Linked DNA regions of Mus musculus: region 1 is linked to region 2. The links are chromatin loops, found by intact Hi-C in ENCODE. Cell type or tissue: heart. All regions are shown on one strand. Links, peaks and the distances in the headings refer to the core of each region. The heading gives the core; the rest is flanking DNA. Region 1 has its middle 31 kb from the start of Gm23014. Region 2 holds the start of Nagk (N-acetylglucosamine kinase).

Region 1 (16,328 bases), core at 5,997-10,996, 73 kb before region 2:
ACAACAAAAAAAAAAACAAGAATAAAAATGGCAGAAATGTAGTAATAGTAATTTAAAGATGCAATCATCATATATTCATAGATGTCTACACTGGTTAGGGTTTTTTGTATTGTTTTGGGTTTTTGTTTGTTTGCTTATTTGTTTGTGTGCTTTTGTCAACTTGACACAAGCTAGAACAATCTAAGAAGAGGAAACATCAGCTGAGAAACTTCCCCATCATATTGGCCTGCAGGGAGCTTTGCTGTGGAGCTTTTCATGATTGATGTTTCCTGTGAAAGGGCCAGTACACCCTGGGCAGTGTCATCCCTGGGCAGGTAGTCCTGGGGTAAAACAGAAAGCAGGCTGACCTAGCCGTTCAGAAAAAGCTACTAAACAGTGCTCCTCCGTAGTGTCGGCTCCTCTGCAGTGTCTGCTCCTCCGTAGTGTCTGCTCCTCCATACTGTCTGCTCCTCCATACTGTCTGCTCCTCCGTAGTGTCTGCTCCTCCATACTGTCTGCTCCTCCGTAGTGTCTGCTCCTTCGTAGTGTCTGCCTTGGGTTTCTGCCTCCAAGTTTCTGCCTTGAGTTCCTTGACTTCCCCTGATGATGGGCTGCTACCCATAAGCCAAATAAATCCTTTCCTCTCCAAATTGTTCTGGTCATGGAGTTTTGTCACAGCAATAGAAAGAAAACTAAGACATCTTACCCAAGAATATAGTTAAGATTCTGCTCTGCCTTCCACCAATGATGAGAGTCATAATATAAAAACCTCTATAGGAGCGACAACAGTAAACTGTATGACTGAAATGACCAAGATAAAAGAAAACCCAGGCTCTCTGCTCCTCCCTGTTCCAGAGACAGCCGCATCTTCTTGTGCAGTGCCAGCCTCGTCCCGTAGACAAAATGGTGAAGGTCGGTGTGAACGGATTTGGCCGTATTGGGCGCCTGGTCACCAGGGCTGCCATCTGCAGTGGCAAAGTGGAGATTGTTGCCATCAACGACCCCTTCATTGACCTCAACTACATGGTCTACATGTTCCAGTATGACTCCACTCATGGCAAATTCAACGGCACAGTCAAGGCCGAGAATGGGAAGCTTGTCATCAACGGGAAGCCCATCACCATCTTCCAGGAGCGAGACCCCACTAACATCAAATGGGGTGAGGCCGGTGCTGAGTATGTCGTGGAGTCTACTGGTGTCTTCACCACCATGGAGAAGGCCGGGGCCCACTTGAAGGGTGGAGCCAAAAGGGTCATCATCTCCGCCCCTTCTGCCGATGCCCCCATGTTTGTGATGGGTGTGAACCACGAGAAATATGACAACTCACTCAAGATTGTCAGCAATGCATCCTGCACCACCAACTGCTTAGCCCCCCTGGCCAAGGTCATCCATGACAACTTTGGCATTGTGGAAGGGCTCATGACCACAGTCCATGCCATCACTGCCACCCAGAAGACTGTGGATGGCCCCTCTGGAAAGCTGTGGCGTGATGGTCGTGGGGCTGCCCAGAACATCATCCCTGCATCCACTGGTGCTGCCAAGGCTGTGGGCAAGGTCATCCCAGAGCTGAACGGGAAGCTCACTGGCATGGCCTTCCGTGTTCCTACCCCCAATGTGTCCGTCGTGGATCTGACGTGCCGCCTGGAGAAACCTGCCAAGTATGATGACATCAAGAAGGTGGTGAAGCAGGCATCTGAGGGCCCACTGAAGGGCATCTTGGGCTACACTGAGGACCAGGTTGTCTCCTGCGACTTCAACAGCAACTCCCACTCTTCCACCTTCGATGCCGGGGCTGGCATTGCTCTCAATGACAACTTTGTCAAGCTCATTTCCTGGTATGACAATGAATACGGCTACAGCAACAGGGTGGTGGACCTCATGGCCTACATGGCCTCCAAGGAGTAAGAAACCCTGGACCACCCACCCCAGCAAGGACACTGAGCAAGAGAGAGGCCCTATTCCAACTCGGCCCCCAACACTGAGCATCTCCCTCACAATTTCCATCCCAGACCCCCATAATAACAGGAGGGGCCTAGGGAGCCCTCCCTACTCTCTTGAATACCATCAATAAAGTTCGCTGCACCCCAAAAAAAAAGAAAACCCAAAGGTCTGAGATCATGACCGATGGTTCAGGCATGTCAGAGAACCAAGCATTTATTACCAGAGTTCCTAAATCTGGAATTGAAAAAAAATTAAAAGCCAGGCTCATTCCTATAATCCCAGCACTGTGGAGTCTGTGGCAAGAGGGTCGCCTATTATAAAAGGTATAATATAATATAATATATAGCCTGGGCTGTGAATTTCAGGCCAGCCAGGAGTACACCGTAAGATCCTTCTCAAAAAAACCAAAACAGAAATCAGGAATACTTACTCCATTTTTCTCATAGCTCCTAATATCCTTGACCTAAAACCTAAAACTTAATATAATTTCCCTTGTGCCAAGATGTCAATATGACCTCCTGTAGAGTTACATGCAGTGTATAATACTGAATGCAGCACTATATGAACTAAGATTTGGGTTTGGTTTTGTTTTGTTTTGTTTTGTTTTGTTTTGTTTTGTTTTGTTTTGTTTTTCGAGACAGGGTTTCTCTGTATAGTCCTGGCTGTCCTGGAACTCACTTTGTAGACCAGGCTGGCCTCGAACTCAGAAATCCGCCTGACTCTGCCTCCAGAGTGCTGGGATTAAAGAGTGCTGGGATTACACGCCCAGCAAGATTTGTTTTTTTAATAGAGTTTCTGCCAAGTAACTACTGGCTCAGTGGGTGAAAGCAATTGCTACTTAGGCCCAACTACCTGAATTTGATCCCAGTATGCAATGCATCTAGAGTGCCAGCATTCTTAGAGGAAAGTGGGAGTCAGCAACAGAAGAAGCCAGAGCCTGAAGTCTAGATAGCTTGAGGAACACAGTACAACAGTAGAAGAGAGATCCTGCCTCAAACAAAGTGAAGGAGAGAAACCTCAGTTGTTGTGCATGCCCCCACACACACACACACACACACACACACACACACACTTCATTTTTTTAACTCAAGTTTTATATGAGAAAAGAACTGTTAACACAGATACTTTTTCAAACAAAGATAAAAGTTTTGCCAGGTTATTATTATTTTTTTTTTTAATTATGAGACAGTTTCAAAAAATATCTGTAGAATCCTGATGCTCTATTGTGGGCTTGAGTAAGAAATGTCCCATATGGGTTTGTATGTTTGAACACTGGGTCACCAGTTGTTGGTACTGTTTGGGAAGATTACAAAACCTTTAGAAGGCAGAGGCTTGCTGGAGAAAGTACATTACAGAGGAGAGGATCTGAGGTTTTATAGTTTGATCCTACTTCCTGCTATTTTTCTGCTTCCTGAGTGTGCATACGATATAGCTGGCTTTCTGTTCCTGCTGCCATGGTCCCACCAATGCCTTCCTGCCATGAGGGGCTGTATCCCCCTGGAATTATAAGCCAGAAGCTCTCTCAACCTTCAGGTACTTTTGTCATGTTATGTTATCACAGTAACAGAGAAGTAACTGTGACATGCTTCAGTGATAACGGATTTACTGTTGGTACCTTCACTTGTAGGGTTACATGAAATGTATAATACAGAATGCACTCACACAGTGTTATTGAGAATGCTGGTTCATTTTTATGACATGTACAATCAGGGAGCCTGCTTTGGAATTTGTTCTTAAATCCTACCATTTTAAGAATAAAGTTAAAGCCATGATTTTCACTCTGGGAACCATTTTCTTCTTTCTTTTTCTTTTTTCTGTTTTCTTTTCTTTTCTTTTCTTTCTTTCTTTTTTTTTTTTCTTTTTTCTTTTTTCTACACAGAGACAGGGTTTCTCTGTGTAGCCCTGGCTGTCCTGGAACTCACTCTGTAGACCAGGCTGGCCTCGAACTCAGAAATCCGCCTGCCTCTGCTTCTGAGTGCTACCCCCTGCCACCACCCAGCTGTGCCTTTAAAAAAATTTTTTTTGAAGGGTTCATCCTATGAACCTTTTTCTTTTGCCACATTTTCTCCTCATCCTTTTACTGTTAAACATCCTAGCTAAGAACAGGAGTGTATTAGAGTCCCACAAGTCCTCTTATGAGTCTGAACGCCAAGATAGTCATAGGGACTCCTACCATATTCCCTTCAGTGGACTTACTCCCAATATTTTATCCTGAACTCAGAGAACTGGAAGCAAACTGGAAGCTTCTCCTCTAAGAAAATGGAATGTTGGGTTGGTGAGATGGTTCAGCGGGTAAGAGTGCAGACTGCTCTTCCAAAGGTCCTGAGTTCAAATCCCAGAAACCACATGGTGGCTCACAACCACTGGTAATGAGATCTGATGCCCTCTTCTGGTGTTTCAGAAGTCAGCTAGAGTGTACTTATGTATAATAATTAATAAATCTTTGAGCCAGAGCAAGCAGCAAAGGAATTAGACCATGAAAGATGACAGAAACAGCCCAGAACTCGGGCTGGAGAGTAGTTAAAAATATTTATGGGGTTGGAGAGATGGCTCAGCGGTTAAGAGCACTGACTGCTCTTCTAGAGTACCCAGGGTTCAATTCTCAGCACCCACATGGCAGCTCACAACTCTCTGTAACTCTTGTTCCACGAGATCCAACATCCTCACACAAACGTACATAAAATACAATAAAGAACATTCGCTGTCCCTACAGAAGAAGAACAGCGCTACCCGCATCAATTGGCAGCTCACAGTGTTCTGTAACTCCAGTTCCAGGAGATCTGACACCCTTTCTGGCTAGTACGGACACTGCACACATAAGGTGCATTTATATAAATGCAGATAAAACACTCATACACATAAAACAAAACCCACTAAATCATAAAAAAGAAAGACGGAGAATTATGCTGTGCCTCAAACCCTGGCAACTTTATTTTCTAGTCCTTTCATTCACAATTCCATTATGATTCCAGGTTTTATGTCCCGGGGCTCTGATGGTTTCCTTCCTGATGCTCTAGTGTGCAAATCTATTTTCCTGCCTCTTTAAAGATATTTGTCTTGAAAGAGCAGATGAGAATGTAAAGATGAGAGACATGAAGAAGCAGACTTTTAAAAAATGAGACTGACAGAGCCCTGCATTGTCTGGTCTATTTGATGTCATTAAACCATTAGAGGAGGAACTCAGAGAACAATGGCAAGGTAACTAAGAGAAGCAGTCTCATTTGGCTTTAAAGCTAACCATATTTACCTGCATAGTAACAGGCAAGCTAATAAGCTTCCCATTTCACCAAGCCCTGACCCTCCGGTGGTACTAACACTTCAGTGGAGAAAATCTAAAACCTGAATACAACCTGTGGGGGCTCTCCACCCACTCACACCGAAAATGGCATATCCCATACTATTAGCATTCCAAAATTGAAAGCTGAGCATGTAGCTGTGGGTGAAAGCAAGCTGAAGCAACTGTAATAATAGTGATGATGATCCTTCAAAATGGAGAGGCGAATGCATTAGTGCCCTAGTTAGCCTTCTTTCTCACCTTGACACAGCTTTACAGTCTTCTGACAAGAGAGCCTCAACTGAGAAACTGTCTAGATCAGACTGGTCAGTGGACATGTCTCTGGAGGATTATCCTGATTGACGTGAGAGAACCCAGCTAACTGAGGGTGGTATCATCCCCAGGCAGGCGGTCTGCATTCTGGGTAAAGGCTAACTATGCATGAGGCTTTGACAGCACTCATGGTTCCTCATGGTTCTTGCCTCGAGCTCCTGCTCTGACTTCCTTCAGTGAGAGACTACGACCTGGAAGAGTAAGCCAAACAAACCCTCTCCTCCCGAGTTATTTTTGGTCAGAGTATTTATCATAAGAAGAGTAAGGAAACTAGAACAACTAGGCACTTTTTGGGTTTTTTTGTTTTGTATTTTTGCAATATTTCTTTAATGATACATTACCAAAAATATGAGCTCAAAATTACTATTTAGTAAACAAAAGTGCAAATGTTGCACTCAAATGATTATCCTGACATTTAATGTTATTTTGGATGAGATACTGCATATTCTACCATTCTACAAATCATACATAGTGCATATTTAAAAAATAGTCAACTTATATATATATATAAACACTATGTACATTGGTGTGAGGATATCAGATGCATTGGAACTGGAGTTACAGACAGTTTTGGGCTGTCCATGTGGGTGTTAGAGATTGAACAATTATTATTATAACACCATACACACACACGTGTGTGTATGTATATATATATATGTGTGTGTGTGTGTGTGTGTGTGTGTGTGTGTGTATGTAAATATATATATGAATAAATGACCAGAGTATCCTTGAATTTACAGAGCTTTGCCTGCATCTGCTTCCTGAATGCTGGGATTAAAGGCATGCACCACCACTGCCTAAAAAGCATTTGACATTTTGGTTTCATTTTTTTTTTTTTTTTTGAGACAGTATCTCTGGCTGTCCTGGAACTAGCTCTGTAGACCAGACCGGTCTTGAACTCAGAGCTCTTCCTGTCTCTGTCTCCCACATGCTGGGATTAAAGGTATGTTGTACCTCCATACCAGACTAAAAAAAATTTTTTTAATCTATTTAAATTTATTTATTTTATATGTATGAATGTTTTGCCTGAGTGTGTATATGTGCAACATGTGCCTGTCTGGTAAGTGCAGAGGCCAAAAGAGAGCATCGGGTCCCAGAGATTGAAGTTATGAATGGTTGTGAGCCACAATGTAGATGCCAGGCACCAAAGCCAAGTTTTTCCCCAAAGCAACAAGTACTCTGAATTTCTGAGCCATCTCTCCAGTCTTATGTTCTTTAAATTATTCTCTTGCCATAAAGCATTATTAAGCTTTTCCATTCCCAGAACAACATTAAGGAACACTACATTTTATAACCTCCCTTTTAAAAATATACTTAAATTTAAATTGAAAGACACTAAAATAATCTTGACAAGTACGAACAGCAAGACATAATCTTTAAGCCTATGGCAAAGCAAAATTAACAGAAAATATAAATTAGAGGGTGTCTTAGTTATTGTTCTATTGCTGTGAAGAGACACCATGACCAAGACAACTTAAAGAGAGCATTGTGGGCTTGCTAACAGTTTTATAGTTAGGCCACTGTCAGGGTGGGAAGCAAACAGGCATGGTGCTGGAGCAGCAGCTGAGAGCTTTACATTCTGATTGGCAAACAGCAGGCAGAGATAAAGAGGCTGGGCCTTGTGTGCACTTTTGAAACCTTAAAGCTCACTCCCAGTGACGCACCTCTTCCAGCAAGACCACAGCCCCTCCAAGAAGACCACACCTCCTAATCCTTCCTAAACAGTTCACCAATTTGGGACTAAGCATGCAAACACATGGGGCTAGGGAAGCCATTCTCATTTAAAGCACACCAAAGTCCAAGCAAGTTCCCTGGAGCAATGCTGGGTTTGACAAAGTGCATTCAAAGTACTTACGGTTCCTACTTACCGAATAAAATTAGTGTTTGTACATTCTAGCCCCCCGACCCCAGTAAGAACAATCTCTGATACATTCACTCATTTTAAAAGCATGTAATACTGTCATTCTTTTTTTCTTTTTTCTTTTCTTCTTCTTCTTTTTTTTGGTTTTTTGAGACAGGGTTTCTCTGTGTAGCCCTGGCTGTCCTGGAATTTACTCTGTAGACCAGGCTGGCCTCGAACTCAGAAATCCACCTGCCTCTGCCTCCCAAATGCTGGGATTACAGGCATGCGCCACCACTGCCCAGCCCAATACTGTCATTCTTTGAAGACTTCTGATTAAGTTGCAGCACACATACACACACACAACTAACCAAACCAAACAAAAAAACAACAATAAAAACCACCTAGTGCCACCACTCCTTTTGAGAAAGGGCAAGGCAGACTAAAACAATGTCACAAGAATGTGACTCAAAAAGCTGGCACCAAGAAGGATGACATAACACCAAAGCGTTTCTCCACAATGCCTGTCATTCTCTCCATTCTCAAGAACACACACACACACACACACACACACACACACACACACACACACACACACAGAGTAAGCAGAAGGGTATTGCAAGCCAGTTGGAGATTCCGGGCAGCTCCCTCCAGAAAACCAAAGGAGATTCCAGCCAGAAGGGTGAACGCGTGGGGCTAACGCTTCCACTTAGTGCCCCCAGTGCCTGCATGCAAACAGTGTCCCTTGTGACTCGTGGGACACGCCAGTCGCTGCCCTGATTAGCTGGGCTGCTGCCTCCTATGCTCAGTTGTGGGTTGACCACTCCAACTGCCAGGTACCGCCCACTTTCCCTCTGCTAAGGAGGGGGTGGGGGTGCGCTATTAAGCACTTTCAGAATCCAAACCTCTAAGATGAAATCACACAAAAGGAAGAACAAATATAGCAAGGCTCTTTTGGTTTTTCCCATTCTTCAGTATGTATGGCGGGTTTTTTGTTTGTTTGGTTTTTGCTTTTGTTTTTTGTTTTGAAGAGCTGAGGATGAAACTCAGGGAGCTTTGCACGCTAGGTAAGCGCCCTGAGCGACCACAGCAGCCCCTCCCCCAACTTCTGATGACAGAAGCCTCTTACTAATCAAATAAGACAGCCCGAAAGTTACTCTTTGATAGGGGACTGTGTCGGTCTTGCATTCGAACGTCTACAGTCTTGACATCAAAAACTATTTTAGGATGAGCCACAGCAAGTTATGCAAGTGTCATTTTTGAAAAAGAGCAAGCTTTTCAGAGCAGCGCTCATCTCAGCCATTTCGCTGCACCGACGCTGCGCGGCTACCCCTCCACCTGTCCTCTCAGGGGTCTCTGTCGTGTGTGCTCCTTCGCAGAACCAAGGGCTTCGCGCTAAGCCGGTCCAGAGTGGTCAGGGACTGTGGCCGCCTCTGCGGCCAAGAGCCTGTGCAACATAGGGGCTGGTGTCGCCAAGGGCCCAAGCCCAAGCGTCCCGCGCCTTTAACTGACACCCAGCCACCTCCCACTCGCCCAGAGCTCAACGAGCGCAGCAGCCAGGGAGTGACTGACAGTCACGGGGGACCTGGAGGCCCGCCCCCTGAAGCCCCAGAGCAGGCGACCAGGGGCACCGCGGACAAGGGAAGCGCTCACCGCCTCAGGGAGTCCGACACCTGCGACGACCCGGAGGCCCCGGACTTGGGGCTCGATGCCGCTGCGGGAACGCCAGCCCCGGGCATCGCCGACCTGCACAGCTCTGAGCTCCTCCCTCACCTCAATTCGCTTCTGCCGGGTCCCCAGGCGTTGAGCTCCGTGCAGGGTTCCGCCCACCAACAAGCCAGCCAATAGGAGACGAGCGCGGGAATCTGGGGGCGGAGTCTGGCCAGCGGGTCTCCTGGTCACTCAAAGCTCAGCGAAGCCTCAGCTTCTTCATCTCTCGTCTCTTCAGCCGATTTCTTTGTTTTTATATGTGTGTTTGCTTGCATGTATGTGCCCACAATCACGTCTTTATGTAATATACCAAGTCTTGATATCTTTGCTTATTTTTCTCTTTTAGTTCGGTATGGTTTAAGATCATAAATGTCTCTCTAAAGCTCTGTGTTACATACAGCTAGTCGTGTTAGAAACTTTCCCAAATAGTGCACACTTGGAGATGGAAGTCATTAGTGCCTCATCCTCCGAAGGTATGCAGGCTCCTTTCTGCCTTTGCTTTAGAGTTGCAATGAGGTGAACTGCTTCAGCCATAGCAGCCTGTCTCCCCACAGACGCAAAGGCCACCAGAGCAAGTGGACATGGTCAGAAAGTTGAAATCATGAGTCAGAACAGAGCTTTCCCGGGCTGAAGAGATGGTTCAGCAGTTAAGAGCACTGACCCCTCTACCAGAGGTCCTGAGTTCAATTCCCAACAACACAGGGTGGCTCACAACTATCTGTAATGGGATCTGATTCACTCTTCTGGTGTGTGTGTGAAGACAGCTACAGTGTACTCATATAAATAAAATAAATAAATCTTTTTTAAAAAAATAAGTAAACCTTTCCTACTTTGATTTTTTTTTAAACCGGTCTTTTGTGGAAGAAACAGAAATCTGACACACAAACATATAAATGCCAATTTACTAGGGGTGTTCCATCACATCATTTAATTTTTAAATTGTATTTGCTTTTGTGTATTTGCACACACGCATCCATGTGTGCACAGGTACCACGGCATTCGTGCAGAGATCAACTTTGCTGGGGTCAGTTTTCACTTTCCATGTTAAACAAGGCTTCTCACTAGTCCTTATGCTTTTGTTTTTGTTTTCCTAATTTAATTTTTGATTTGGAAGGAGGGTACACTCTCTCACCAGACCCGGGGCTTGCTGATTAAGCTAGACTGGCTGGCCAGCAAGCCCCAGAGAGCCTCCAGTCTCTGCCTCCCCAACACCATGAAACGAGTCTGGGCCACCATGTCCAGCTTTTTTTTTTTTTTTTAAAGATTTATTTATTTATTAAATGTAAGTACACTGTAGCTGTCTTTAGACACACCAGAAGAGGGTGTCAGATCTCATTATGGATGGTTGTGAACCACCATGTGGTTGTTGGGATTTGAACTCAGGACCTTCAGAAGAGCAGTCAGTACTCTTAACTGCTGAGCCATCTCTCCAGCCCCCATGTCCAGCTTTTTAAATGGGTGCTCTGGATCAAATTCAGGTCCTTTTGATCCATGTCCTTCTGTTGGCATGGCAAGCATTTTACTCTGATCTATTACCCCAGCCCACAATACATCATCTCTTTCTGTAATACACTATCTATTGACCTTTTGAAAATTGAAGATTATATATGTATTGATGGAGAGTGTGTATAAAAATGAGTCTATTGTGAATAAATTATTTCTCTTTTATCCACCATAACTTTTGGCTTAATTAATTTGACTACATTTTGGGAAATGACTGTATTTGTTTTCATGTAGTTACACTAAACTATTTTAAAATGTTTTAAAAGGTTTTTTGGTTTTGTTTTTACTCTTTCTTAGAAACTCTGCCTTGGTTATTAAAAAATAGGACACAAAGCTGGGACAGGGTAGAAGGATGGTGTAAGCCAGGCGTGGTGGTGCACACCTTTAATTCCAGCACTCGGGAGGCAGAGGCAGGAGGATTTCTGTGTTCCAGGACAGCCTGGTCTACAAAGTGAGTTCCAGGACAGCCAGGACTATACAGGGAAGGAAACCCTGTCTCAAAAAAAAAAAAAAAAAGAAAGAGAGAGAGAGAGAGAGAGAGAGAGAGAGAGAGGAAAGAAAGGAAAGAAAGAAAGAAAGAAAGAAAGAAAGAAAGAAAGAAAGAAAGAAAGAAAGAAAAAGAAAGATGGTGTATAGATGTGGGTGGGGTTGGGAGGGATTTGAAGTGAGTATGATCAAAATACATTCTATACATGTATTAAATTCTCAAAGAATGAATTAAAACATATTTTTAAAAAGTCTATCATTAATCCCAAGTTTTAGAAAAAGTCTCCTAAGGTTAATCCCCTAATCAATAATGCATATTATCTATAATATATGACATGTCAAAAATAAATCATAACTTATTCTCTAGAGAAGATATATAGATGCAAATAAGCATGTAAAAACATGCTTCATATTAATAGCTGCTAATGGTTTAGATATGAAATGTACCCTACAGGTCCTCAGGTATTGAAGCAGTGTTTCAGAAGTGGGACACTGGGCAAGTGACTAACTCATGAGGGCTCTGCCTTCATTAATAGACTTAAAACACTGACAGATTCAGTGTCTGAATAGTCAGGAAGTGAAGCAGCTATGGAAGAAGTACGAGTCAGAGGCACTGGGTTCCTGATGACCTTTTGGAAAGGTGTCTTTCCTTCCTGCCTCTTATCTGCTTCCAGCCCTGAGAGGGAGACTCTACGGCTGCCGTGGCCTGCTGCCAAAGCATATGGAGTCCAGCAACCATCCACTGAAGCTTCTGGAACCACAAACCAAAACAAACCTGTCCTTTTTGAATTGTCTGTCAGTTTCTTTTTTTGTTTGTTTTTTGCTGTGGTGACAAAAGGAAGGAAGGAAGGAAGAAAGAAAGAAAGAAAGAAAGAAAGAAAGAAAGAAAGAAAGGAAGGAAGGAAGGAAGGAAGGAAGGAAGAAAGAAAGAGAAATAAAGAAAGAAATTAAAACAGTAGACATCGAACAAATGCAAATCAAAACCATATCACCCACAGTACAATGTATATAATTTTAAATATATATAATATATAATTAAAAAGATAGCAATCTCATATAGTGTATTTAATTTAGAAAATATTGCAACAGGTGTCAAGTATTATGGACTGAATTGTGCCCTCTAATACTTAGATACTGAAACTTTAATCACCCAATTTAAGAGAGGTAATTAAGGTTAAAAGTCATGATAAAGGTAGAGTCCCAACCAATATGACAATTGTCCTTCTGAGAGGAGGAAGAGAAAGGTATTTGTGCAAAGATGAGAGGCTCAGCATGGAGATGCAAGCCTGTAAAACTATCTCTAGAGAGGCTGAGGCAGAAAGATTGTCACGAGTTTGAGGCCATGCCAGTTATATATAGAGAGACAGTTACTAAAACAAAAAAACTAAACTAAATACCACCGCCGGAAGGCATCATCTATTGATAACCATCTTGAATTTCTACCCTCTAGACCTGTGAGAAAATAAAGGTTCTGGCCTTTAAGCAACTCAGTCTGTGGTATTTTGTTTTGATAGTTATAGTCAGATAACACAGCAGGTATGTGAAGAAAGTGGAACTAAAACCCACTGTTATACACTGATAGTAAAGATGGGAGACCTACTTTGGACGACAGTATAGTCACTACCAGCACAGTAAAGAGTTACCAGGTGAGTCAGCCCTTGCACTCTTACATATATACCCAACACGTGCAGCGCATGTCCTGCAAAAACTGAGGAGTGAAGCAGTATTATTTATGATGGACAAAAAGTGATGATGGTTCACATACCCATCAACTAGTGCATCTACATGGCGTAATATTATTCAATAATTGCAAGGGCTGAAGTACAACAGGGATGACCCTCGAGAACATTGTGCTAAGTTAAGTCACTTGATCAAAAAGCACATGTTGCAGACTTCCATTTATAAAACATGTCGAACCGGGCAGTGGTGGTGCACACCTTTAATCCCAGCACTTGGGAGGCGGAGGCAGGTGGATTTCTGAGTTCGATGCCAGCCTGGCCTACAGAGTGAGTTCCAGGAGAGTCAGGGCTACACAGAGAAACCCTGTCTCGAAAAACCAACCCCCCACCCTCTGCCAAAAAAAAGGACTTGTCGAAATAGACCCAATTATAGAAACAGAAAAATTAGTGGTTGTTTAAGACTAAAAAGGAAGAGAATTGGGAAGGATTAAGAGTAAATATGGGTTTTTTTTAAAAGGGGAAATGATGAATTAATTGTTCTATGATTGACTGTGGTATTAATTGAACAACTCAAAATATACTAAAGTGTAATCAAGTACTTCAGTGAAAGGACTATCTATAGGTGAGGTGTATCTCAGTGAGGGTGTGAAAACAAACACACTGCTCAGATGCTCAGATCCTCGGGACAAGAGCCAAGGTCTGCACCAAAAAGTTGAATGCAATGCTAACTGAAAATTATAAAAGAGACCACTGATGAAGCTAGGAGAAATGGATAAATGTATGCTGATAAAATGATTTAGCAGAATAACCATTTTTTAAAGAATGCTGTAGCAAGGAACAAGACGGTGAAATTACTCACTTTTCTCTGTTCTATATTGGGAATACACCCACTCAAAATAACCCAGGGGAAAAAGCCTGCTTTCAGACACTGCTTACAGCAACAGCATTTGTGACACAAAACAAGCTAAAGGTGGAAACCACTTGCATATTTAATAACTGGGAAGATATGTATTAAAGTAGCCACCATGGAGTACATTCATTAATGAAGGAGCATACATCAAATAATAAACATATATAAATTAGTTTGGAAATGTAAATGAGTGGACACTTGTATATAACGGGGGGGGGGAATTTTAGTAACATAATAAATACCAGTATTTCTATTATGGGCAAAAACTGTCTTTGGGAAAATGACAAGCCATTTGGGGTATAAAAGGAGACTATATCTGTATGGGTATGGGAAGTCCTAGCAAGGATTTATCTTTGGTTTTAGATAAAAGAGATAGGATGAGGAACAAGGGGACTGGAGCCTGATTGAGTGAAGTGATCACGGGACATGCACTGAGTGAAGGGCTAATGGGAAATCGTTGGTGATAGAATGGGGAGACTGACTTTTTAAAAAGAGGCAAGACTAGTATATCAATTTAAAGTTACCTCCCTTAACATTAAAATTGCAGGGGAGCTTTGTGTGAATAGGATTTTTTTTTAAGAAAACGGAAAAGAAACTGGACTTGAAGCCATTGGAACAATAAGGAGACACCTCATGTGAAACAGGCTCAGGTAGTATCTTAGCAGACACCATGACCATGGTGACTCTGTCTTTTTGAAATTTATTTATTTTATGTATATGAGTACACTGTAGCTGTACAGATGGTTGTGAGCCTTCATATGGTGATTGGGAATTGAATTTAGAACTTCTGCTTGCTCTGGTCAACCCCGCTCGCTCCAGTTATCTCCACTCACTCAGTCCCTGCTTGCTCCGACCCAAAGATTTATTATTATACATAAGTACACTGTAGCTGTCTTCAGACGCATCAGAAAAGGGCATCAGATTTCATTACAGATGGTTGTGAGCCACCATGTGGTTGCTGGGAATTGAACTCAGGACCTCTGGAAGAGCAATCAGTGCTCTTAACCACTGAACCATCTCTCCAGCCCCTAAGATAAGGGTCTTAAAGTCCACACTCACAATGATACACTTCCTCTAACAAGGCCACACCTAAGGCACTAGCCAGTCCCTGGGCCAAGCACCACAGGTAGAAAGGATGGAAGAATGAGGTGGGGGCCGGAGCACCCTTGTAAGACTATTATTTGGAGTAAGATCAGAAGTTCAGGGTCACTCTTGGCTGAATGAGTTTAGGGATAACTGGATTGCATAAGGCCCAGGCCTCCCCTAATAAAAAGAGAAGACTACCATAAATTACTAGTAATTGGGGGCTGGAGAGATGGCTCAGCCTTTCAAAGTATACCCACACCCAGCAGCTCACAACCATCTCTAACTCCAGTTCCAGGAGATCTGATGATTTCTGGCCTTTTCAAGCACCCATATACATGTAGCATATATTAAAACAGACACATATACATACTCATAAATAAACCTTAAAAATAAGCACTGCTAATCATGGGGAAGGATGTGGATACTCAGGTTGGATATTTTGAATGAGTTCAGTTAGACAGCAAGATGAAATCTGTAGCTGAAACTTGCATTGCATTAAGATAAGAAAATAGCAGGAAATAGATGTATTTCAGGTTTGTCAGTCTTAAATATATGGCTTTAGTATCCTACTTATTTTGACAATATTGCTCATCATCTGTTGGCTAGCAACACAGGAATAAACCCACGAAACACAAAATTCAGTGTAAGTAATGAGGTCAAGTGCACACTAATGAAAAAGAGAAATGGAGGCGTGGTGGTGCATGCCTTTAATATCAGCACTTGGGAAGCAGAGGCAGGTGGATTTCTGAGTTCGAGTCCAGCCTGGTCTACAAAGTGAGTAAAATAAATAAATAAATAAATAAATAAATAAATAAATAAACCAAACAAACAAAAAAAAAGAGGTTTAGGTAGGATGGTCACTTTTTTTTTTTTTTTTTTTTTTTTTTTGGTTTTTCAAGACAGGGTTTCTCTGTATAGCCCTGGCTGTCCTGGAACTCACTTTGTAGACAAGGCTGGCCTGGAACATAGAAATCCGCCTGCCTCTGCCTCCTGAGTGCTGGGATTAAAGGCATGCGCCACCACGCCCAGCTTGGGATGGTCACTTTTAACAACCTCACTACATTGTGTCCTCTGCAGAATTGCTATCAGAGCGAAAGTATCAACTGCTCAATAAGGCACGTCTGTGAGAAAAGTTCAAAAGAATAAATGTGCAGGTGGCACGGTTAGGGAGCGGCTTCAAGTTCTTAATCTCCCGACTCCACTGACTCGGCCAGAGGAAGGTCACTAACCAGTCTTGATTTACAGAGGGACGGCAGGTTGGTGGCACAGGGCCTAGAGGTGATTTTCCCAAGGTTAGAAAGCAAGCCAGAGGGTGAACTGAAAATAGCCACAGGGCACACGCTCCCACGTAGGCTATATGATAACTTGTGTACTGTCAGCAAAGAATGTAGGAATGAATGTCCTGGAGAGGTTAGCACATTTCTATGGCTGAAGGAGACTTACTCAACTGTCATAAATGCTGCTTGACATCAACAATTTACTTGCCAAATTTTATTAATCATAATGTCCTGGACATGTAATTGAAAGTCTCAGAAAAACAAAATTCCTCTTTGATTACAAAAAATATATATAAATTAAGTACAACCT
Region 2 (14,829 bases), core at 1-5,000:
GGATCTGTGCTGCCCCTATCAGCTACTAAGAGACCCAGACACCACCTCTATCGGAGTTGAACAGTACATGAAGGCCAAGTTCTCTGGTCCCCTCAGGATGGCTTGCTTTCTTCTTCTTTTTTTTTTTTTTTTTTTTTTTTTTTTACCCAGTGGTTTGTGCTCAGTCCATCTGCTTCTGCCAGGATCTGCCCATCCTCAGAAAGTAAAAGGACTTTGGACCGTGTGCCTCCCCTACAAAACACAAGAGGGCACTCAGTCCTGATTGAATTCCACGCGGAGAGCCATGCTTGCATAGTAGTCTCTTACAAAAGTCTAGGGCAAAGACAGCTTCAGCAAACCCAACCTCTACTCCAAAAGCTACCTGTTTAGTGCCTGCTACACTCTGGAAAGAAAAAGGAGGCTTTGCTCCTTTTGCCTGGTAGGTCCTACTTCCTCTGCAAGGTCCCACTCACAGTCTGTCTCATGCAGGGCTTCTCCTTACATTAATAAGCTCTAGCTAGCAAAGACCGCTCTGAATCAAGAGTGTATTCCATTGTTTAGCTTCTCATGAGCTCCACTGGCTCCAGAGTGATGACCTATCCTCCTAACCTATCGTGAGCATGGCCCAAACGACTTATGGTAAATACGTCGGACGGAATAAGCAGACCTCTCACAACAGCTAAGGGTTACTTTGAGGACCTATCTTCTGACACCAGGGTCTTCAAGACACCTGTGAGAAACTATCACCAGTCAGGGAGAAACTCATACTGCCTTCAGCAACTAAGCCCTCCTGAGTTAAATCCCTGGGGTAAGTGGTACTTTAGAAGAAGGGTGATACGTGTAGGAGGATGTCCTACTGACCAATACTTTTTGTTGTTGTTGTTTTGTTTTGTTTTGTTTTTTTGTTTTTCAAGACAGGGTTTTTCTGTGTAGCCCTGGCTGTCCTGGAACTCACTGTGTAGACCAGGCTGTCCTCGAACTCAGAAATCTGCCTGCCTCTGCCTCCCAAGTGCTGGGATTAAAGGCGTGCGCCACCACCGCCCGGCTCTGACCAATACTTCTTGTAATAGACAATAAAGACTCGATCCAACTCAAAGAGTAGTACATCAAGAGTACATCCGAAGGGATATTAATGCATGAGACAGTAGATTAAAAATCCAAATTAATTTCTTGACAAACTGGGAAAAATAAGTTCTACCTTCCATATGAATATAACAAGGCTAAGTGCAAACTCCTACGCTGTGCTGAGGGTTTTTCCTTGTAAGGTATCATAAATAAAGCCAGGGGTCATCCGCTTTCGCAATTCACGGGAAGAGACTTCCGGGTAAATCAGCAGCAAGCAGCTAGGATACCAAATCTTCCTATCAGGTCCTGATTTGACACACCCAGTTCCACAAAATGCTTGTCACGCGCAGGGGACCGGATAAACCACCATCTTGCTCACTCTTGTCCTTGCCTTACGTCTCACCCAAAGCCATGCTTAGTAGAGCTACTTCCCAAAGTCAAGCAGACCAGCTTCTAAGCAGGAGAATATAGGAACCAAGGGCGTTCGGGGCCGACAGCAGTGGAGGGTCCGGAGCACCAAGATAAGACAGTGCTCTGGTGACAGCTGCTTAACTCCCGGGTTCCCTTGTGCATGAATCTCAGTCTCAGCTTCTGCCTCTTTCCCACGTCCACCCGCGACCGGCAACTTCCCACCTGACCCCCCAGCTCTGCACAACTCTCCAGGTTGACACAAGAGCCCTGTGGCAGAAAGGTGATGGCCGGGAGGGGCGTGGTCGCACCGTGGAGCACAAAGGCACCGGGCATGGTGTGGGCCGCCGCCCCCTGACCCGCCGCTCCCGGACGGACAGCCTTCGGCCGATCCAGCGCTCACCCTTCCACGCCACCATAAAGCGCGGCCATACTACCGTTGCCACCGCTGGTCCGCCGTAGCAACCTCGACCCTAGCCGTGACTTCGCTCCCGCCCACACGGGCACCGCCCCTTGTCATGTGACTACGACGCGCTTGCGTAGGGTGTGGATGCTACGTCCTCTCTCGCCCCTGCTGTCGCCTCCCGCAGCTTTCCCCTCCGGTTTTTTCTAGCCCGCCGTTCAAGTGACTGCTTCGCGAGGAGGCGGCACCCCAGCTGAGGCTCCTGGGAGGGTGTGTGAGGGCTGCCAAGGGCCAGCCGGAAGTAGCTGGCAGACGCGCGCTAACTGTGGGGTGCGCACGCGCAGACGCTTTTGGAGGCAAGCTCAGAGTCTGGCGGATGTGTCTGAGGACCAGGGCGGGAGCCAACGTCCAGACCACCCCACCCTGGCTCATGAGCGCACACTCTACCTTGTGCTGAGTACGCTGAGCAGGTCTCAGTGAGGCCCCAGGCTGCTGTCAGCTGAGGTTTGTGCGGCGGTGAGGATAGAGCCCAGGGTTTCATGTGTGTCAGGCTAGCGCTCTACAAGTGATCTGAGTCCAACTCTGTTCTTTCTGGACTGTATCTCGTCTGTATAACCCAGACTGGCATGGAATGCAATGCTGGCTCAGCATGCTAAAAACTGGCACTCACAGACCATATTTCACCTTCTGGCCACCACCTGCTCAACTCTAAACTGTGCAGTGGAACTGGAGGAAGAGAGGAAGATACCGTTAGGTCCTGTAGAAGAGTGACTCCTGCGTGTTTCCTCAGGCTCCAGGTTGTTCCAGCCCTACTTAAGAGGCAGCTTCAATAGCCAGGAGGACTGTCTGCTGCTCTTGACATTTCTTTGAGACTTCAGATGGAGTCTCCTTGGGGCTAGCATGTCTCTGTCCAACCTCGGACCTCTGAGCCTGCCTCCTGTGGAGAAATCTTGAACTGGGATCCTCTTTCCCTGTCAGATAATTGGGTCCGGTTGTGTTTTGATGTAAACAGTTGGGAAGGTGGGCACACAGAGCCTCATATATCCCAAACTCACCTCAGACTCTGGCTGAGGATGACCTTAAACTCCTGATTCTCCTGCCCCACCTCCCAAGTGCTAGGATGTTTTGGTGTAGGCTTGCTTTCTAAGGTTCCAGAGTGAATGAATTCTTTACCTCCTTTCTTACCTATGTGACTCAGTAAAGCACCAAATAATTCAAGAATAGAAATAACATTATTGCCTGATAGAGAAACTAGAGGGAAGTGAGACATTACCATTCACAGTACTTCAGAGCTGGAAAATGCTTCCTCCAACAACATCTTTAGAATCAAAGATAATTCCATAGGATTCTGATTGAATGGAAGTTTTGGCAAGAGTGTGATGTTGTGGGTGAATTCTGATGGAAAAGTTCCCTTTAGCACTGGTGTAATGAGTCTTGGGATCCATTTGTGACAGCGCTGATGTGCTTTTGTTCTGTTGTTTGAATCTTTTTGTAATGAGATTGCAAGTCACCAGGACTGGCCCTACACTCCTGAGGTGTCTGAGGCTGTCCTTGAATCCCAGTCTTTCTGTCTCCACCCCCTAAATGCTCGGATGAAAGGACCACACTGCCCTCCTGGCTTTGCATTACTTGTTTAGAAAGGAATACAGAGAGAAAGTTTGGTTTAAAGACAAGATTGACTTCTGAATTTGGGTGAGAATTACTGTAATCGCTGCCAGTTCTCCCCTTCACAATGAAGATGAGAAACCTCAGGGCCAAGACATGGCTCAGAGGGTAATAGCACCTGCTGCTCTTGCAAAGGACTGGAGGTGTGTTCCCAGGACCTACATCAGGGCTCACAAACCCTGTCACTGCAGCCCCAGGGGATTCAACTCTGTTTTCTGGCCTCCTTGGGCACTCTCCACTAATACGTGCACATATCATTTAAAATTAAACATAAAAAAGATTTCGAACTCCTAAAGATCCGATCAGATAGAGGTCATGTGGCCCAGGCTCATCTCAACCTCCCTATGTAGACAAGAAGAATTTTGAACTTCATATCCTTCTGCCTCAACTTCCCAAGTGCTAGAATTACAGGTAATCACCACCATGCCTGACTTATGTAATACTGGTAACTGATCCCAGGGTTTTGTATACTGTAGACAACCTATCTACCAACTGAACTACATCCCCAACCCAGTAGCTAATTGTATTTATATCCACATGTACTCTTATGCACTTTAAAAATGCACAGGCTAGTGTCCCTTTTTCCTTTCTGCTGGGTACTCAATGTCGAAATGAGCAAGTTCATGAAACCCAGGAAAGTGTGCTGGTCCTGGCTAGATGCTACTCTGGACACAAAGCTGTCATCAACATTGATGATGGCACCTCAGACCACCCTTACAGCCACGCCCTGGTGGCTGGAATTGACTGCTTTCCCCTAAAAGTGACAGCTTCCATGGGCAAGAAGAAAATTGCCAAGACATCCAAGATCAAGTTCTTTGTAAAAGTTTATAACTACAACCACTTCATGCCCACGAGGTACTCAGTCAATAGCCCCTTGGACAAAACTGTTGTCAACAAGGATATGTTTAGAGATCCATCTTTAAAATGCAAGGCCAGGCAGGAACCCAAGATCACGTCTGAGGAGCCATACAAGACAAGGAAGAACACATGGGTTTTCCAGAAGCTTCACTTTTAGGTATATTTTTGTTTCTGTCACTATAATAATAATAATAATAATAATAATAGAAATGCATAGGCTTAGTAATAAAAACATAGAATAAATATTAACTTTTATATGAATTCCATATTAGAATTCATAAAACATTTGGGATATAGTAAGTTAATTTTTCATATCATTCAAATTGGTTTTGCCAGTCTTTTTAGCTTTTAAGTATGAAAAATGTAAGTCACACATGTGACTCATCTTTGTGATTTACGTTATGTGACAGTAGCTGCTCTGGGTCTTCCAATCTCCCTGACTACATTGTTTCAAAGTCGCTGTGTTGCCCATTTTAATGAAACATACACTAGCTCTATTAACTTAAACTAGTGCATAGACTAAAAGACTGATAAGAACGATCCCCATTGCACATAATTCCTTTGTGGTTTTGTTTTGTTGGTGGTACTGGGCTTTGAACCTAGAGCTTTGCATATGCTAGACAAGTGTTGTACCACAAAAGCTACACCCTCAGTCCATGCTCACAATTCTTTAATGCTTCTTTCGGTACCTTTGTTTATCATGCTAAAAACTGAGAAATTACAAGAGATTCTAGACGTATTACAAGAAGAAAAATTGAACTGTGAAGTCCAAGCAATTAGCCTTAGCTCGCACAAACGCTAGATGCTTGTTACAGATGTTTGTGGTTACAAGGCTGGGGCAATAAAGGTGCTGTGGTGGAAGGTGTTTGCTTGCCCTTAAGTGGCTCTGTAAAGGTCTAATGCCCTTCTGCCCTCAGCTTGCAATATCTCAACAAGATTAGTAATGTTCTGAAAGGATCTGCAAACCACAGCTGTTGGCTTCTCTCCCATGTCCCTGTGACCCCCAGGGAGGCCTTCACTGCAGAAGAGGCAGGATGAAGGAGAGTGGGAAGAGGGACAGTGGAAAATACTTGGAATGCCAAATTCACTCACAGCAAGGGAGCAGGGGACTCCTGCCCCAAGGTCCTTCCTTAGCAGATTAAATTGATCTAGCTGATGGGGTGTGGTCACATCTGTTGTTATGCAGTGCTGACCTCACTTCTGGACACTGCAGTAGGTTTGGAGGTGCCAAGAGACTGGAAGATAGTGCCATAACAAGAGGCATGGTAAATGCTAAAAGAGGAAGTGAGCAAGTTCCACGATAAAGATAGTTTTCAGACTGATAAAGGATCTGAGACGGGGTGGGGTGGGGGGATAAAAGGCAAAACTGTGAATGGAGGAAGCAGAGCCATGCCCTGGAGGTCTCACTAGCATCTCACTGTGGAGGTTTCCAGTATAAGTGCGGTCACAGCTCTGTACTTTAGAAAAGTCTGGTAGGTTCCATAGAGCAGGACAAACGGGAGGGAGGAGCTTGAAGCAAGGGGACACACAAAGGCAAAAGAGAAGCAAGGAAATTAGGAGGTAGAACAGAGAACAGGAGCCACAGGAAGAGTTCCAGGCTGGGCTCATGCTGTTCCTCTGCTACTTGGGGTATAGGAGAGAGCACAACCCTTCCATTACCATAGTCAACGAGGTGGGAAGCCCTGGCAGTAAGTAGGCTTCTACCTGCTAGCTAGAAAATAAAGGAAGGAAGGGTTGGTTCTTGGAGGACAGACTGGAACACATAAGGAAGAACAGGCCTACTTTGGCTCAGAGTTCAAGAGTACAGTGCCAAGCCGGGCATGATGGTGCACGCCTTTAATCCCAGCACTTGGGAGGCAGAGGCCGGTAAATTTCTGAGTTTGAGGCCAGCCTGGTCTACAAAGTGAGTTCCAGGACAGCCAAGGCTATACAGAGAAACCCTGTCTTGAAAAACCAAAAAAAAAAAAAAAAAAAAAAAAAAAAAAAAAAAAAAAAAAAAGAGTACAGTGCCCCCTGGGGTGGGGCTGGCATATAGAGCAGCTGATCACAATGCATCACTGGTATAAAAAAAGAACCAAAGGCAATGAACTTCTCAGCTACCCAGATGCCTCGCACTGAGGCCCCACGAGGACCTTTCTGTTTGTTTCTTTCTTTCTGTTTGGTTTCGACTGAACCATCAGCTGCTGGGGAGCTATTCTGGACAAGAAGATGATTGTTGGAGACCCAAGGCCTAAGGAAAGAATAGCCTAAGGAAAATGGACAAAGGTGGGCCTGCACAGGGGATACGAGGATAGCACCCTCCCACTTCTTCCTCTAGATCCTGTTTCCTGCCACAGCTTGTTCTGGCTTCACAGTGACCCAGAGCATGAGCCAGACCAGACCCAGAGATACGTTACCTGCTCTTGTGTTTTATTTTTATTTTGAGGACAGGGTCTCATATATTCCAGGCTGATCTCCAACTTGCTGCATTGTAGCTGAGAATGATTAACTCCTAACCCTCCTGTATCCCCAAATGCTGGCATTACAATGTCTGCCACTATACCTTGTTCAAGTGGGGCTAGGAGCCCAGGGATTCATGCATTCAAGGAGAAGCACTCTACCAACTGAGCTACACCCCCAGCCTTGGACTGCCTCTTGTATACTTTCCCATCAAATATAAAGGGAAGTCCCTGGGGTTGTCTTTGGCCCAGTGTAGTTTACTGTTGTTGTTTGTATATGTTAAGATCTACTCACCCATATGTCTGGCTAGGACGCTAGGGAAAGAAAGGCAGGAGAGGCATGCTGTAGCCCACATCTGCCCTGACTGCAGGCTCATGTGAAAGCAGATATGGCAAGAACAGCATGGGCTGTAAAATGGGCAAGGGCAACATAGAAGGCTTCCTGGAGGAGGTGGGATTTAAGGCAGTCTTGGGGAGTGGGTGCTATTTATTCTAATCCCAAATAAGAAAAGAGATTCAGACCCTTAAAAGATTTGGACTCTGGTGGCCTTGGTTGTATATGTCTATAATCCCAGCCTTCCAGGTACAAATGCAGAAGTATGGAGAGTTCGAGGCTAACCTGGGCTACATAGTGAGACCTGGTTTCAAAACCCCATGAAGAAGTCAGGCGTTTAGTCCCAACACTAAAGAGGCAAAGTCATGTAGATCTCCATGAGTTCCAGGTCAGCCAGGACTACAAAACGAGATTTTGCCCCAGTGCAAACAAATAAAAACAACCATAAAGACACCCCGACGAAACAAAACATAAAAAAGGAAAACCAAAAAAGACTGGGCTCTGAAGATTCTGCAAGGGCACACACTGGGCTCTTGAGGTTTGAGAAGTGGGAGTGGGGAGACCCCTGTACAGTGAGTGTCTCAGGCCTCAATACCTCCTGTGGCCCAGGTCTTGTACACCTGAAAACCATCTGGGAAGAAAGTCATCACCATCCGCAGAGGATCCCAGCCCTGAGTGAGGAAAAGCCACTTCCCTTTCCCAGGAGGTCTGAGATCTCAGGGATGGGAGGGAAAGGGACACAGCTCTTTCTATTCTGAAGTCAGTCCACTGGAAGTCCCTGGGCACAGGGCTCAGCAGACATGATAGCGTCAGCTTTAGAGACCTGGCTACTGAGTCCAAACAGGGATTGGCTTACATTACCTCTTCTGATAGTCCAGGCCCCTGCCCTCCCATCCCTCTCCCTGGGTGGGATGTGCTCAATAGAGAAACACTGAAGAGAAACCAGGACTCAGGAGACTCATCCCCTACTAGTGGTTTTCCAGACCCTGGGTTAGCTTATGCTCTGGTGCCCAGGCTTGGACCCTTCCCAGTGTGGTGGCAGTGCCTATCCAAAGCCAGTACTGTGTGCTGAGTTTTCTCTTCTGCCTCTCAAGATGGAGTGTGTGTGGCGGGGGCAGGGGTGGGTGGGTTGCCTAGTCTGTCCAACGCGGCCAGGCATGTGCGGTTCAGTGACTGGCTGAGGCCTGAGCAGAAGGGACAGCAATGCCTTTCCTGAGACAAGTGGGAAGAAAGTATCAGGCACGGCTGACCGAGCTGTGACCCAGGGCCCAACACAGAGCCAATTAGCAGTCACCACCATGGTGGCAGGCTTGCCACAGTTTCCACAGGAGGCCCCCATGTGCAGCTAGAGTGTCAGGCCGAGTTAGCACCAGGAGGCTGAGTGGAGCCCAGCTGCCTAGATGGAGGGCCATGGGTGATAACACTCCCACTGGGCTCTACTGGAGGTGGGGGGCAAGCATGCCTCCACTCACAAATGCATGTGCTAGCATGATGCTGGATGTGTGTTTGTGCACATGCTTGTCACTGAAGGTTTGCATGACTGTGGCCTGGCCATGCCTTTGTGTGTCCAGTTAGCACATCCTGTGTGTGCCTGCTGTGTACACCAGGAAGCCTAGGATGAAGCCGTCCTTGTGGGGCTGAAGGTCCAGAAGGATAGGTGGGAAATGATTAGGCATCTACTGTGTACTCTCTACTGTGAAAAGGTAGATCTGGAGGCAGGTGCCGCTCGCTCCTCAGCTGCTGTTCTCAGGGTGGGCCTTTCCGAGGGAGAGGTGAGTGGAAGTGAGGTGGCGGCCAGCTGGTTTGAAGGAGGAGAGTGGCAGGCAGGGCAATGACCAGGGACCGAGTGAGAGGAGCTGGATGGGAGGGAAAGGATGCAAACTGGAGCTGGAGTGACAGGAGCGCAGCCTTCAGTGTGAGCCTATTTTCCCAGACCCGATTTGAGGTCCAGTTCTGGCCCTTTCCCTTAGCCCAGCCACGCAGCTGGGCACGCAGGGCTTACAGCACCTGACACTGTCTATGGTGGTTATCCTCAGCTGTACAACCCCACCTGAGTGCACTTGGTATCAATGGGTGCCCAGGGGAAGGAATCAGAGCCCTCAAAACCTGGTATGACCTTGGAACCCCACCTGATGGCTAATCTTGAAGCGGCCTCCTTGTGGCCAGAGGCAAGGTTGCCCATGGGGACTGAGATGCAGTAGGAACACAGGGCAGGCTCTCCCAGCCCAGACTTTTAATCCCCACCACCTCCTGTACTCAAGGGCTCTGAGCATCAGCATGTCCTGGAAAGCTGGCTTTTAACCTTGAACTCCATCTCCCAAGACCCATAGTCCCAGACAAAGAGCCCAAGGGAGAGAGCTAGGTTGGCCTATCCAGGTGGCCTTAAGGAAAGTGAAGGGGCATTGTTGTGGAAAACTTGTCACTATGCCAAACCAATGGAGCTCTCCTCCCTTCAACTGAAGAAGTGTGTGACATTGTTCCTGGGGAGATGTGATCAGAACCCACTTACCCCAGACAGAAAGCAACAACTGACCCAAGTGCTGGTACCACCAAAGTTCAACCTTGAACCAATGGGCTTAGTGGGGTCATAGATGTATGGGTGAAAGGTTAATTCAGGAATACGGTCAACTGAAGGTAGATAAGTGACTGATCCCAGTATGGCTGACAACTCACAAAATGGAGCCTTAGAACTCTGCATGCCTTGCAGGCAGCTCTACAGGTTAGGGGAGTCTCCAGAAGCCTTACTGCTTGATACAACCTTGCAGAGGAAGAGGCCTGTGCGTCTGATCAGTTTCAGGGACTTCCTGAGACTCACAGGTTGCTTAGCTCCAGAGTTTTAAGACCTTCCTGTTAGAGGATCTCCAGTGTTAGGAACATTCCTCCAGGGTAGAATGTTTCAGCTCAGAGGGTATTGCTGCAACAAGAGGGATAGCTTGGATGTCCTGCGGATGTTAGGTGGGAGGCCCACAGCTGTGTGTCTGTGTCCTGCATCTATGGGTGGGCCCAAACATTTATGTTTGATTTAGGCCAAACTGGAGCCATCATGCTAGCCTGTGAATATGAGAATGTCCCATGTCCCTTTGCACTGTCCACTGTAGGGCTCTTCTGGGAGACTAAACAAATGTCTGAGTGTCTCCAGGTTTGTCATTTGGCTATCAGCCTCTGTAACCGGTTAACACCCCCTTCCCCAGCTGACCCAGAGGCTCTCAAAGAGTAAACTGCAGGTTCCACCTTCACCTGGGCCACAGATGGCCACCACAAGTAGACACAAGCAGTCTCCCAAGATGCTATTCTGTGATGTAGGTCAGCGAGTGCACACACACACACACACACACACACACACACACACAGTCCAGTCCCTGTTTCTCTCCCGTTGGCCTCCCACCCTGAGGTGCAAGGAGGTTGGTGCTGAGAGAGGTGAGAAGAACATAGTAACACCTTCTAGTGCAGTGTAAACTGAATTTCCTGGGGGTGGTGGGGTGTGACAAAGAGAAAATCAAAACAAAGAAACATTTGTGTCCAAGAGTCTGTAAGGCTGGTTGAGTGAGTAGAATGTCCACAGGTGTGGAGAGTCAGAATGTTGCAGATCTGGAGCCAAATTATCTTGGGCCATCTATAACCTCCTTAGTGGTCATATACTGGGCCCCTCTGTGTATGACCTGGCAGCCTGCGACTATCAGGTATAGTCTTTCCTAGAACCCAAAAACACACCCTTAGCTTCCACAAACCCAAAGTCTAAGAAGGTCATCAGACAGCATTTGTCCTTAACAGAGACTTGGCTGCTTATTTGTGACCTGCCATCCTGCGATTTTATAGTTTTTCAGTTCTTTATTATCATAAAAACTTCACAAAACTGTCTCCACATGCGACTGTGGTGTTTAAGGGGATTCTGAACCTGTGCTCCTGAGCTGTAGTCACTCATATTTGACTCAGAATAAAATCTGTTTTTCCCACCTTTGAGGTGAGAGCTGTGTTTTTGCATCCACAGTACAGACTTCTGAGTGTCTCCCTCCAGCCTAATGTGGGGTCTGGGTGAGCAGACATGGGCTTCCCGCATAGAAACTCTTGGAAAGTTGCCTCCAAGCAAAGTTGCTTCAGAACAAGTGGCCAAGAGGATGCAGTGAGGACGGTGGATTGTGGTGCAAACCGGAAGCCAGGAGAAAAAGCGTTGCCAGCTTGGCTGGAGGTGTGGCCAGGATCCGTGGACTCCACTCAGACGAGGGTGGTGATATCTTTGCTGGAGAGAGGCTGGAGTGATGAAGTGATGCAGTGATGTGGGATGGCCACATACAGGCTCAGCGAAGGTGCAGTGAGGAGCAGACACAGAAAGGTTGGGGACTCCAGTCTCCCGAGCACTCTGTGCCCTTGTTTCTAAGGCAACAGCTCCTTCCAGGTGCCTCGTGGGAACTGTGGAAATGAGGACCTGAACGTCCACTCGTGGACACATCTGGGAGGGCCAGGAGTCAGCAAATCTGGATCATGTGGACCCACGTTCCCCTCCCCTCCCTGCCAGCAGAGACGAACCCTGGAGTTCATCCTAAGGTGGTTGTAGGACAGACAAAAACTTCATCCTTCCCGCAGAATTTGAGTGTGGGAGCCTGCTGGAACAGGAAGGCCTGAGAACTATAATCTGAGTGCCCAGATCACAGCCACAAGCAACCTTTCCCATAACCAGCCTTTTCATTAATGTCTTCTCAGCACAGATAGTCTCCACATTGATAAGATGGTTACCACAGACCTGGCAGATGGGAAGAGAGCATCGAGACAATCTAGGTGTGATGAGACAAGCTAGGTGTGATGGCTAGTTTTATGCCAACTAGACACAAGCTACAGTAACTTGAAAGGAGGAAGCTTCAGTTGAGAAAATGCCTCCATAAGTTCTGGCTGTAAGGCATTTTCGTAATTAGTCATAGATGTGGAAAGGCCCAGCCCACAGTGGCTGGTGGTCCTGGGTTCTACATCAAAGCAAGCTGAGCAAGCCAGGAGGAACAAGCCAGTAAACAGCACCCTTCCACGCCCTTGGCATCAGCTCCTGGCTCTAGGTTTCTGCCCTGTTCCAGTTCCTGTCCTGATTTATTTCGATGATGAACTACAATGTGGAAGTGTAAGCCAAATAAACCCTTTCCTCTCCAACTTGCTTTTGGTCATGCTTTTTATACCTAAGCAACAGTAACCCTAACTGAGATAAGGGCGACTGCATGTGGGACATCCTAACTGTGTGCTTTGGCTTTGATGAGCATCTTGCTTCCTTCTGCCAACCCAGGTGCTCTGCAATCAGATTTCCATATGCTAATGACTAGGCTGAGGCCAGTAATGAAAGAGCCATTTATGTGCATTGTGTTTTATTTTTATTATTTTTAAATGGAGAGGGGCTGGAGAGATGGCTCAGTGGTTAAGAGCACTGGCTGATCTTCAGGAAACCTGTGATTGGTTCCCAGTATCTACACAGTGGCTCAGGTTGGTCTGTAACTCTGGTTCCAGGATACCTAACATCTTCTTTTGGCTTTTTTGGGCACTGCAGACTTATGGTATATGGACATATATTCAGGCAAACACTCATACACATAAAATAAAAACAAATAGAATCTTTAAAAAATAAATAGATAAAATGAAAAATAATATGGAGGCCGTGGAGATGGCTCAGTCAGTAAAACAAATGGCTTTGCAAGCATGGGAACTTGAACTTGACCCTAGAACCCACATAAAAAAGCCAAGCATGGCGGTTTGTGCTTGTAGTATTAGTGCTTGAGAGACAAAGACAGGTGAGTTCCTGGGACTCACTGTCAGGAACCAATGAGCCTCGCATCTGTGAGAGACCCTGTATCAAAACCAAACCAAACCAAACCAAACCAAACCAAACCAATAACAATCTAAAAGCAAAACAAAACAAAACAAACAAACAAAAAAAAAAAACCAAGGAGCCATACCATTGTTGACCTTTGGCCTCTCGATTCACATGCACAATGTGCACACACACCTGTATACATGCATATATGCCAGCACACATCACAGAAACAAGGTCTTTCTGTGTGTCCCTGACACTTGAACCTATGTAGCCGAATCAAGGCTCCACACTTGTAATGGCACTCTGATCTCTGTGCTCAAATGCTGTGGTTACAGGTGTACACTACCTGGCTTGGCCTTGCATGTTGCTTTAATGGAGGACACACTGCTGAAGCCAATAAGAGATGCTTTCTTAGAAAGGAAGGAAGGAGGGTATTCAGGCCCAACACCCCAGCAACACGCTTGCTCCCTTTTCCATGACTGCCTGATTCTGATCCCTCGCATCACACACGTGTGCACCTGGCTGAATGATGTGTGGGCAGGACGTTCTGTGCTGAGGGAGGAGTGTGTTTCCTTTGAGGAGTTGCAGAGAGATGGTGGTATGTGTACATGTGGAAGACGATGCCAGAAAGAAGTGTGTGTGTGTGTGTGTGTGTGTGTGTGTGTGTGTGTGTGTGTGTGTGTGTAGTATTTGAAGAGAGGGCATTCCAAGACACTGTATTACTGTATTTATTTCAGTGGTTATTAATGTGACTGGACCAGGCATGGTGACACACACTTCTCATCCCAGCACCCAGGAGTCATAGGCAGGAGGATCTCTGTGAGTTCAAAGCCAGCTTGATCTACCTACAAAGTGAGTTAGAGGCCAGCCAGGGGAGGGAGATGAGGAGGAGAAGAGGAAGAGGGGGAGGAGGAGGAGGAGGAGGGGAGGAAGAAGAGGGAAAGAGGAAGAGAAGGAGGAGGAAGAAGAAGAGGAGGGAGAGGAGGAGAGGGAGGAGGAGGGGAGAAAGAAGAAGAGGAGAGGTTCTGGAGAGATTCAGTTGTTAAAAGCACTTGCTGTTCTTTCAGATGACCTGGGTTCAGTTCGCAGTACCTGCTTGGTAGCTTACAGCTGTCTGTAACTCCATTTCCATGTAATCCAATGCTCTCTTCTGACCTCCACAGGCACTCATGTGGTGCACACATATACATGAAGACAAAATACTTAGGAGTATAGCATAAATAAATTCTCTTTTTAATTACTTATTTATTTTATGTATGTGAGTATACTGTAGCTGTCCAGATGGTTGTGAGCCTTCGTGTGGTTGTTGGGAATTGAATTTTTTAGGACCTCTGCTCACTCTCGTTGGCCCAGTCATTCTGGTCACAGTCCCAGCTTGTTCTGGCCCAAAGATTTATTATACATAAGTAGATGACTTCAGGTGCACCAGAAGAGGGCATCAGATCTCATTACGGGTGGTTGTGAGCCACCATGTGGTTGCTGGGATTTGAACTCAGGACCTTTGGAAGAGCAGTCAGTGCTCTTACCCGCTAAGCCATCTTGCCAGCTATAAATAAATAAATCCTTAAAAAAAAACATTTTTAAGAAAAAAAAAGAATATAACTGTGCCTGGTGGTACACTCCTGTGATCCCAGCATACAGGAAGCTGGAGGATCAGGAATTCACCACAAACAGTTATATAGTGAATTTGAGGCCAGCCTGGGGTACAAGAGCATGTCAAAGAAACAACATAAAAATAAAAAAAGAAAGAAGAAGATGAGGACAGTGGGAGGAAGACTAGGGGCTAGGGTAGCCACCTTGTCCAGTTTGCTGATGACTTTCATAGTTTTAGCACTGAGAGTCTGGTTTCCTAGGAGACTGCGGTGGGTCACCATACCCACTTTCTCTGTGCTTC

The links. A loop is a pair of places that touch in the nucleus more often than their neighbours do. Peaks named below come from ENCODE experiments on the same cell type or tissue, not always from the same donor. Only the 100,000 strongest peaks of a DNase experiment are listed, where the experiment ranks them.
Region 1: a loop joins it to region 2, with 2.2 times the contacts of the local background. A loop is called at or near these places in 2 of 42 quality-filtered maps.

The regions. Positions count from the first base shown.
Region 1 is chr6:83,859,935-83,876,262 of GRCm38, reverse strand. It overlaps a transcript of Zfp638 not described here and the pseudogene Gm5138. Among named protein-coding and RNA genes, the nearest start is that of Gm23014, 31 kb to the right of the region's middle. In heart, for the core only: a CTCF peak has its summit at 8,133; DNase peaks (open chromatin) are centred at 8,102 and 9,182; H3K4me3 peaks cover 2,031 bases; H3K27ac peaks cover 1,640 bases.
Region 2 is chr6:83,782,309-83,797,137 of GRCm38, reverse strand. It overlaps Nagk (N-acetylglucosamine kinase), which reads right to left and starts at 2,081. Exons shown (of 10, transcript NM_019542.2): 1 at 1,856-2,081; 2 at 147-231. The coding sequence starts at 1,884. Gm52907 (predicted gene, 52907) reads right to left here. Exons shown (of 2, transcript NR_168047.1): 2 at 10,964-11,888. It also overlaps the pseudogene Gm7443 and the pseudogene LOC665004. In heart, for the core only: no CTCF peak of the experiment used is centred there; DNase peaks (open chromatin) are centred at 1,397 and 2,107; H3K4me3 peaks cover 2,066 bases; H3K27ac peaks cover 1,924 bases.